Regions from separate parts of the Homo sapiens genome. Here region 1 is linked to region 2. The links are chromatin loops, found by intact Hi-C in ENCODE. Cell type or tissue: heart left ventricle. All regions are shown on one strand. Links, peaks and the distances in the headings refer to the core of each region. The heading gives the core; the rest is flanking DNA.

What was found. Hi-C counts contacts between places; a loop is a spot of excess contacts. Peaks named below come from ENCODE experiments on the same cell type or tissue, not always from the same donor. Only the 100,000 strongest peaks of a DNase experiment are listed, where the experiment ranks them.
Region 1: it touches region 2 in a loop (4-fold over the local background); 16 of 110 quality-filtered maps call a loop at or near these places.

Annotation. Positions count from the first base shown.
Region 1 is chr1:242,017,460-242,022,840 of GRCh38, forward strand. No RefSeq gene overlaps it. Among named protein-coding and RNA genes, the nearest start is that of MAP1LC3C, 21 kb to the left of the region's middle. In heart left ventricle, for the core only: CTCF peaks have their summits at 352 (motif pointing left) and 2,561 (motif pointing right); no DNase peak of the experiment used is centred there.
Region 2 is chr1:242,452,280-242,457,660 of GRCh38, forward strand. All of the region lies in intron 1 of PLD5 (phospholipase D family member 5), which reads right to left. Among named protein-coding and RNA genes, the nearest start is that of PLD5, 70 kb to the right of the region's middle. In heart left ventricle, for the core only: a CTCF peak has its summit at 2,678 (motif pointing right); no DNase peak of the experiment used is centred there; H3K27me3 peaks cover 913 bases.

The DNA of each region.
Region 1 (5,381 bases), core at 328-5,327, 430 kb before region 2:
AGAATCGCTTGAACCCAGGAGGCGGAGGTTGCAGTGAGCCGAGATCGCAGCACTGCACTCCAGCCTGGGTGACAGAGTGAGACTTTGTGTCATAAAACAAACAAACAAAAACACTTAAAAAATAAAAATTTGAATTATCTTCAAATGTGATGGGGCCATGCGCTTACCAAAAATAAAATAAAATAATAAAATAAAATAAAATAAAATAAAATAAAATAAAATAAAATAAAATAAATAAAATAAACTACTACTGAGGTACACGAAGACCAAACTGCTGCTTGGACATACGCACAATGGGTAAAATGTGCCCCCGCCCTCCACCCGGCTACTGACTCTTTGTTGCCCTCTGCTGTTCCTCATGTTGGCTACATCGAGTTACTGCAAATAGAGCCAACTCTGCAAATTGACCAAGTGACAAATGATCACATTGAACAAATTTCCTGACTGTGGTTTTAACAGCATTGACATGAATGTTCCATTCTCAGTTACTGAAGATGAAATTCTAAACGTTAAAGTTAATGCTTTAAAAAATTTCTCCCCAAATTGGTAAAAATTCGAAGCAAAAATTCTGTTATGAAATAAAACACTTCCATTACATTTCCCAGCCTAAAATTTGGTATTCCATGTGATAGAATTAATTCTAGATAGTTCTTATTTCTTTTAAAATATTTGAAATATTATTTCTATTTTTTCCAGAACACAAACTTTTTTTTTTTTTTTTTTTTTTTTGTCGCCCATGCTGGAGTGCAGTGGCGTAGTCTCAGCTCACTGCAACCTCTGCCTCCTGGGTTCAAGTGATTGTTCTGTGTCAGCCTCCCGAGTAGCTGAGATTACAGGCATGTGCCACCATGCCTGGCTAATTTTTTTTTTTTTGTATTTTTAGTAGAAACAAGGTTTCACCATGTTGGCCAGCCTGGTCTCGAACTCCTGACCGCAGGTGATCTGCCTGACTAGGCCTCCCAAAGTGCTGGGATTATAGGCATGAGCCACTGCACCCGGCCTGAACTTACAAAATATATTAAAAATTCAGCAAGAAATACTCAAAATTGACAAGAGTTTAAAAAGCCATTTTTGATAAGTTGATACATTTGAATGAGATGATTTTCCTGTGTAGCCTCATTTTGGGTTATGATTTGATGTATTTAAGCATTTCCTTTATGTGCAATAAGTCTCATGGCTGCTCACTTAATACAGACACTTCATGTGAGTATAGTAGTTTATGGCTTAAAAATCTTTCTCCTTTTTTTTTGAGTGCAGTGGTATAATCTTGGCTCACTGCAACCTCCACTTCCAGGGTTCAAGTGATCCTCCCACCTCAGCCTCCTGATTAGCTGGGATTACAGGCGTGCGCCACCACACCTGGCTAATTGTTTTGTGTTTTCAGTGGAGACGAGGTTTCGCCACTGTTGGTTAGGCTGGTCTTGAACTCCTGACTTCAAGTGATCTGCCCCCTTCAGCCTCCCAAATTGTTGGGATTACAGGCATGAGCCACTGTGCCCGGTCTCTTACAAATGTTCTTGACACATTGTCTCAGTTGATCTGCACGGCATTTCTGAGAGGTGGTGGTGTTCTTGTCTTTCAACCAGTTAGGCAGGTACCTCCGAGAAGATGAGCAATTTCCACAAAGGCACCCAATTTAGAATATTAGAAACACCAAAAGTTTACATAATTCAGCTGTAATGCAATGTGTATTGGCTAGCATCTGCGGTTTAACACTATTGTTTTATCAAGCCCAGGCGTTTCCATACAAGTAGTACTTGGAACTCTCCCATGGGTCCTCCTCTTGCAATCACAGCATTTGACACTTTTGATTGGATGCTTTTTCATGGTAGCGAATATTTGTTGAGAAACTGTTCTGTATCAGTCACAGTGCTAAGCGTTCCTGTGTATCCTCCACACTCAAGTCTCAACAGTAACCTGCTCACTAACGGATCTCAAATCTGTATCTTCAGCCCAGGGCTCCCTCATTTCCATTTGGTTGCCTAACACCTGCTAGAAGGTGGAAAAAGAGTCGTAGCAAGTACTGCAATCATCTGCCCACTATTAGAATATCTAAATACGAGGCCGGGCGCAGTGGCTCACGCCTGTAAAACCCAGCACTTTGGGAGGCTGAGGCGGGTGGATCCAAGGTCAAGAGATCAGATCATCCTGGCTAACACGGTGAAACCCCGTCTCTACTAAAAATACAAAAAATTAGTCGGGCATGGTGGTGGGAGCCTGTAGTCCCAGCTAGTACAGGCAGGAGAATGGTGTGAACCTGGGAGGCGGAGGTTGCAGTGAGCCGAGATCGTGACACTGCACTCCAGTCTGGGCGACAGAGCGAGACTCTTAAAAAAAAAAAAAAAAAAAAAGAATATCTAAATATTTGTCTTTCCACCTTCTACTGAGTCTGCAAGCTCCAAGAGAATCAGAGGCAACACATTTTTCACTTGACTCTCCCTACAGTCAATTTAACTTTTAACACATAGTGGTTTCTCAATGTTTATTGGCCTCAAGGTACATTGTATCTAGTATGTTTAAATCAAGCCAGGAAGGAAGAAATAAAGTTGGTAATTTGGCCACTAGATGTCACACCACACTTGATGGTCAACAGAAAATTCCTGGCCTATGTTGTTCCAAATTTCACCTCGATTTTAATATGAAAGCAAATCTTGTGTTACTGTATTCATTAATCTCAACCATTTGAAACAAAGTATCAACCAGACTTTTCTTGGTGTTAGTGTCAACTTTTAATTACTCATTTTTATGGGAGGAGACAATGTCTGGGGATAACGTGCAAATAATTTGTAGTTGACTTAGGAATTTATCATGTGACATTTTCCCAGTCTGTTTGCCTTTTTAATTGTCTATGGTTAATATTAATTTGCATTCTGAGAACTGTGTGAGATAAATTAGGTGTAGTGAGGTAGGGATTAATCTGAAATTAACGATTTTATTAAGCAAAATTTTGCTGATGCCATCCTCGAAATTAAGTCCTTCAGTGGATTCCCATTGCTTTTGTTTTTAAATTAAAATAATTTTTTTTGAGATAAGGTCTTGCTATGTTGCCCAGACTGATCTCGAATTCCTGGGCTCTCCTGCCTCACTCTCCTGAGTAGCTGGGATTACAGGTGTGTGTCACCATGCCCAGCCTCTGTTGCTTTTAGAAGCATTGTCCAGGTGTGCTAGCTCATTCCTGTAATCACGGCACTGTGGGAGGCTGAGGCAGGAGGATCACTTGAGGCCAGGATTTCAAGACCAGCCTGGGCAACACAACAAGACTCCGTCTCTAGAAAAAAAAAAAAAAGGAGGACCAATATACTGAATGTGGCCTACCTGGCCCTGCCTGCTTGGAAACCTACAGAGCTCACCCACCTCTCTCCTAGGACATGCCTCCTCCAGCTGTGCCAACCTTTTTTTTTTTTTTTTTTTTTTTTTTGAGACGGAGTCTCGCTGTTGCCCAGGCTGGAGTGCAGTGGCGCAATCCCGGCTCACTGCAAGCTCTGCCTCCCGGGTTCACGCCATTCTCCTGCCTCAGCCTCCCGAGTAGCTGGGACTACAGGTGCCAGCCACGGCGGTGCCCGGCTAATTTTTTGTATTTTTAGTAGAGACGGGGTTTCACCGTGTTAGCCAGGATGGTCTCCATCTCCTGATCTCGTGATCTGCCCACCTTGGCCTCCCAAAGTGCTGGGATTACAGGTGTGAGCCACCGTGCCCGGCCAAGCTGTGCCAACCTTACCTGCGAAATGTGTCAGACCCTTCCCTCCTATTCCATCAGATTTCAGTTCAAGAGTCACTGCCTGATGGCAGATTTCCACGACCTCCCACTGTGCTATTGTCCTATGGCTGCTGTAACAAATCACCCCAAATTAGCAGCTTGAGACAACACACATTCTCTTACAGTTCCGGAGATCAGAAGTCTCAATGAGCCCCACCAGGCTAAAATCAAGGTGTCAGTGGGGCTATGCCCCTTCGGGAGGCTCTAGGGGAAAGTCTGTTTTCTTTTCTTTTTTTTTGAGACAGAGTCTCACTCTGTCGCCCAGGCTGGAGGGCAGTGGCACGATCTTGGCTCACTGCAACCTCTGCGTCCTAGGTTCAAGTGATTCTCCTGCCTCAGCCTCCTAAGTAGCTGGGATTACAGGTGCGTACCACCACACACAGCTAGTTTTTGTATTTTTAGTAGAGACGGGGTTTCACCATTTTGGTCAGGCTGGTCTCGAACTCCTGACCTCGTGATCTGCCCACCTTGGCCTCCCAAAGTGCTGGGATTACAGGCGTGAGCCACCACGCCCAGCTGGAAAGTCTGTTTTCTTGTCATCTCCAGTTTCCAGAGGCTGTCTGCATTCCTTGGCTTGTGGCCTCTTTTCATCTTCAAGACCAGCAATCATATCACTCCAGCCTCTGACTTCTGCTTCTGTGGCCTCATTCCCTTCGCTGACTCTCATGATTCTTCGTCATTTAAGAATCCTTGTGATTACATTAGGCACAGCCAGATAATCCAGGATCATTTCCCTATTTTAAGGTCAGCAGATTAGCATTCCTCTATTTTGTTTTATTTATTCACTCATTGATTTTTTTATTTATTGAGACAGAGGCTCACTCTGTCACCCAGGCTGGAGTGCAGTGGCGTGATCTTGGCCCACTGCAACCTCCGCCTCCCAGGTTCAAGCGATTCTCCTGCCTCAGCCTCCCAAGTAGCTGGGACTACAGGCACCTGCCACCATGCCTGGCTAATTTTTGTACTTTTAGTAGAGACGGGGTTTTACCTTATTGACCTGGCTGGTCTGGAACTCCTGACCTTATGATCCACCTGCCTCAGCCTCCCAAAGTGCTGGGATTACAGGCATGAGCCACCGCACCCAGCCTATTTTAATTTTTAGAGATGGGGTCTCACTATGTTGCCCAGGCTGGTCTCGAACTCTGGGCTCCAGTGATCCTCCTGCCTCAGCCTTCCAAATTCTGGAATTACAAGCATGAGCTACCAGGCCTGGCCAGATTAGCATTCCTAATTCCATCTAGGACCCCAGCTCCCCCTTGCTACATAATGTAACATATTGACAAGTTTTGGGGATTAGGATGTGAACATCTTTGGGGGCCATTATTCTGCCTACCATAGCTACCTAAGTTAAACACAAAAGATTTTAAGTTCTTATAACCACTTGTTACAGTTAATTTCATTTCTTGCTCTTCACTGTATCTCCATTCTCCAGCACTTTGCTCAAATAAATGTCAAATACAGGGTTAGCCAGTGGGAGATACATGGTGATTGTGATAGCGATTTCTTTTTTTTGCCATTTTATTTTTGGTATATCGTCTGTTTTTACATTCTTTTTGTTTTTTTGTTTTTTTGAGACGGAGTTTCCCTCTTGTTGCCCAGGCTGGAGTGCAATGGTGTGATCTTG
Region 2 (5,381 bases), core at 92-5,091:
ATCATCTGCCTGTTGAGTCAACCAGGATTCTAGTGATATGAAAAATTGTTTGGCACTTTTATTATCAAAATTGTTACACTTTTCAGCTTGATCTTGTCAGAACACACTGAATTACAATCACCTCACTGATACCTGGCCTCACAAACCATCAGCAAGAAAGTTAGGAAGTTCTGGAGAGTGAGAAGCAGGAAAAAACTTGGACTTTTCTATAAAATAGTAGTTCGTATACCTTCATTAAAAAACGTGGACATCCAGGCTGGGCACGATGACTCACGCCTATAATCCTAGCACTTTAGGAAGCTGAGGCGGGTGGATCGCTTGAGCCCAGGAGTTCCAGACCAGCCTAGGCAACACGGTGAAACTCCATCTCTACAAAAAATAAAAAAATTAGCTTTGTGTAATGGCGTGTGTCTGCAGTCCCAGTTACTCAGGAGGCTGAGATGGGCAGATGGCTTGAGCCCAGGAGGCAGAGGTTGCACTGAGCTGAGATTGCGCCACTGCACACCAGCCTGGGTGGCCGAACCAGACCCTGCCCCCCACCCCTGATGTGGACATCCGGAAAGCCAGTCCTTTCCTCTGCACCCCCTAGGTCCTATCTTCCCACACACCCCTAACAACTAAAAATCCAGGTACAACAGTGAAAAGTCTGAGACCAAGCAGGTAAAATGCTCAGCGGAAGGCTATTCCCACTCTTCTGAACATGGAAAGGTGAAAGGAAAAAGACAAAGGAAAAAGAAATCCCTTTACAAATTTCACGATTGTCAGAATGTTTGTGGCCCCCTCCACATTCGTATGTTGAAACCTAATCCCCAGCTCGATGGTGTTAGGAGGTGGTGTTTTTAGAAGGTGACAAGATCAAGAGAGAGGAGCCCTCATGAACGGGATTAGTACTTTTATCAAACATGACTAAGGGAGATTGCTTGCCCTTCCCCCAGGTGAGGACACAGGGAGAAGGCACCATCTAGGAACCAGGAAGCAGGTCCTCCAGGCATCAAATCTGCCAGTGACTTGATCTGGGACTTTCCAGCCTCCAGAATCGGGAGAAATAAGTTTCTTTGTTTGTAAGCTACCTAGTTTATGGTCATTTTGTTATAGCAGCCTAAATAGGCTAAGACAAAATGCATATAAGTAATACCTATTTCATTTAGTGTTTTCTTATGAGCAAATGCATTTTATCTTTTTAATGAAATTTTTATTGTACCCTTAGAAGATCTTTGAAATGTTTTTGAGAAGCCCAACAAGACATCATTACCTCCCTACACAGTGTATTCATTATTTGCCTGTTCAAAATTTTCAAATGCTCATCCTGCATTCACGAAAAGTGTACCTGCCATTCCAAAAAGGTAGTCCCTAGAGATTGGAAGCTCCCTATGGCCACTGCGACACCCACTCCCTACTATCACAATGTAGGGCTCCCCTTTAGGATAGAATTTAGAGAAAATGCAGAGACATAGGCTCCTACTTATCCCATAGCTGCAGAATGACACCTGTCCACCCCTCTCTCATAAAAGAAACAAGAAAAGTGTTGTGAACTGCTTATCTTTCTTTGTCTCTCCCAACACCAGTTTTAACCCCTAGTCCTATCTTCCTGTACTACCTATGTATTTTTGCCTGGCCATTGGATATGTTTAGCCTCACCCACTCCTTCTCAGCCTCACAGTTGCAGCTAATTCAGGCAGCAGGGCTAGGAGAGCTCAACGTGCGCTGGTGATTAGAGACCCTTTAAAAGAGTCACATGGACAAGATGATACTTTCAAATTTAACTTCAGGCTGGCTGCGGTGGCTCATGCCTGTAATCTCAGCACTTTGGGAGGCCAAGGTGGGCAGATCACTTGAGGTCAGGAGTTTGAGACCAGCCTGGTCAGCATGGTGAGACCCCTGTCTCTACTAAAAGTACAAAAATATTCGCCAGGTGTGGTGGCGGTCACCTGTAATCCCAGCTACTCGAGAAGCTGAGGCAGGAGAATCGCTTGAACCTGGGAGGCAGAGGCTGCAGTGAGCCGAGATCATGCATTGCACTCTAGCCTGGGCAACACAGCAAGACTCCGTGTCAAAAAAAAAAAAAAGGCAAATTTAATCTCAAGCAAACCCACTCAGTCTAACAGTCATAAAGCATGTAGGGATGGCTTTCAGCTTCTAATACTGTTTCAAAGGTTTCTGTTTCAATAGACTTAAATTGATGTTGGCAGAGGAAAAAAAAAGAAAAAAATGAGGTCAAGGCACTGAGAAAAAGAAACCATCACTTTCTAAAACCACCCAAGATTGCTAAGCATTTGCATATATGAAAAGAGACACAGGGGAAAACATATTTCATCTGTAAAATGTTTACATTAATTTCTATTAAGGTATTATGAACTACGAAATCATAAAAGAGTTTCTAACGCTGAAAAGTGGCTGTAATAGAAAGGAAATTAAGGAGAGAGTGGTAAAATGTGAGTGCCCTTAAGTAGGGTAGCAGCCATTGTAGATCAGAGTGTGTTCCAGGGTCTAACATATCTAACAGAAAGCTTGAAGTTTGTTTCCCAGACAAGCCTGAATTACAGAGAGAGCTGACCGGATGCCCTGAATCTTTGCAGATCGTCACAGTTTACCCTTTCCGGTTCTATCCCTGGGACCATCTATTTCTTTTCTTCAGCTGTCAGGAATTATGTATGTGCCTGTTCTTCTTTTTTACCACAGGAGGGAGCCCCAGCACAATCAGGGTATAGTTCTCCAGCTTTTTCTCCAAGTGGAGAAATGACTTTTTAATCACCTGTTAAAAATACGGGCGTAAATGCCTCCCAGCAGAAACGAATGTGATCAATCAGTTGTTCAAAATAAGCTTCAGAAGCTGCCCTCCAACTCAAACTGCTCAAGTTTTTCACATACATCTATGTGTGCATGGAGTGTGACTGTTATGTTTATTCTCTTTTACCTATTTTAATGCCAGAATTTGCAAATCATTTGAAAGGCTTTATTTAGATGAAGATAATCCAGATGCAAATTCTAAGCATTAAGATACTTGATTTTTTAACTAATGACTTTCATCACATGGAGCTCACTGGATTGATTTATACCTGAATTAAAAGCAACCTGTAATTTATCTTCTACGCCCCAATTTTTTTGACATAAAGGACCGTCCCAAGTAAGAAGTCTTCTGAGGCAGGTTGCCAAAGAGATTTAGTGATGGTGAAACAAGCAGCTTAATGAAGTGAAATCTCCTTATTAACCTTTGACCAAAGTCACACCTGTACCCATTCCTTGTTTCAGGTCTTACACACCTTAAAGGCAGCAGCCAGGTTCAGTTCTAATTTGCCTCTGAAGAATTCAGTGCAAGCCTGTTTAGAAAAGTGATTATCCTTCAATTTGTAGGCAATGAAGTAGGCGCTTATATGGACTCCCAGAAGGCATCAATCAGACATAGCACTTGTCCCAGAAGGGAGCTTCATGCCCAAATCAATACAGGAGCTCACTTTATATGGCATTTCTACAAGGCTGTGTAAGGTGTCTTAAAGTCAAATGCAGCTACAGCCATGAGGGAGAAAAGAGATCTGATCAACAGAAGTGTCCCAAAGATGGTCCTTGAACCGCAGTTATGTAAAGTTCCACTCTGTCCAGGCAGGTGTGCTACACCAGTTGTGGTGCGGGATAGAGCCGGGGTGGGGACAGAAGGGCCAGCTCCCCCCATGCCACTGTGCCCCAGGGCAGAGACCTAGGAGTCCAGGAATTCTAAATTTGAACCTGTCCTTCCAGGACATTACAAAGAAATACTTCACAGGTAGAAGGATGGGAACATATTTTATTTAAGAGTGTGTCAGCTTGATTTATAAGCTTCATATATTTAGGTACATGGAATTTTCTCCTGACCCCAACCAAGGTTGGAGTGGATCTGTTCCCTCCCCTCCTTACTCCGCCTTGCAATCAAAAGCATGCATTAGTTTGGTTCCATTCAGTGACTCTGAGCTGGGTTTCTGAGGGGATGAGAATGGTAGAGACCTTCAGATAAGGCTTGCTAGCCACTGGCTACAGGTGACGATTTACAAAGTTTTAATTAATTCAGATTAAATAAAATTTAAGATCCAGTTCCTTAGTCACACTAGCCACATCTCGAATGCTCAAGAGTCCCATGTGGCTGGTGGCGACTGGACTGAAAGGCACACATTTAGAACATGCCCATCATTGCAGAACTTTCTACTGGACAGTGCTGCCCTAAAGAACTCTAAAAAGAAAATAAAATCTGTTTAGATTTAAAGTGACTGAAACACCTGCAGGCTGAGTGCGCAAGTCAGCAAGCAAGTTTGCATATTTAGAATTACTGTGTGAGCTGTCCATGATTGATATTAGGCATTATAAAAGGTATCATTTGTTTGGTGATGGTCTATATCAGAGACTGCAAACTGGCCACCTGAGGGATGAATATTGGCTTCTGCTGTGTTGTGAACAAAAGGTGGGGAGGACTTCATTAAAATCTAGTTTTCTGATTTCTTTTGAAACATCAGAAGATCTGGCCCCTGTGAGACTGCATTTCCACGCTGGAACACAGACCTGGAGTCCAGAAGCAGCTTTCTTTTCAGAAGGAGTGAGTGCTCTTCAGGTTACCAAAATCCCCGCCCGACACTGCGTCCGTAACACTATTTCCTAATTCCTTCCATATGCGCAGTTGAATGGGAAAACAAGAATGTCTCTAGCTTTGCAAAAAGGAAAATCTCTATGATAAAACATGACAAAAGCTGCCGAGAACACTCTCGCTTATTCTGTTTCTCTAAATAAATTCCATCATCCACTTATCCAGGGGGTCTCTGGGCTCCCTGTCAAACCGGAGAAGCCACGTCTCATGTTAAAAAACATATGTTTTCATGTTTTGTGGTGATGGGAATTCCTAGTGAACTCGAAACAGACAATGGTCCAGCCTATTGTAGTAAAGCTTTTAAAAATTTGCTTGATCAGTGGCATATTAAACATATTACTGGTATTCCTTAGAGCCCACAAGCCCAAGCTATTGTAGAAAGAAGTAAGAGAACTTCAAAATTACAATTACTTAAACAAAAAGAGGGGGATAAGGAGTTGTCTACCCCTCACATACAACTAAACTGGCATTGCTCACGTTAAATTTTCTTAATATTCCTAAATCTAGTTCTGTTACTGCTGCCGAAAAACATTTCTTTGGTAACCATCCTACAGTAAACCGAGGAAGAGAAGTATGGTGGAAAGATCTAATATATGGTCAAAAGTTTCTATTTTAACGTGGGGAAGAGGTTATGCTTGTGTTTCCCCAGGTGAACGTCAATCTCCTGTTTGGATTCCTGCTAGACACCTAAAATTGTGTCCTGAAAATGCATGCAACAACAAGACAGAGAAATTTGCTGAAAAAGCACCACAGCAAGAAACAACTAACACACCCA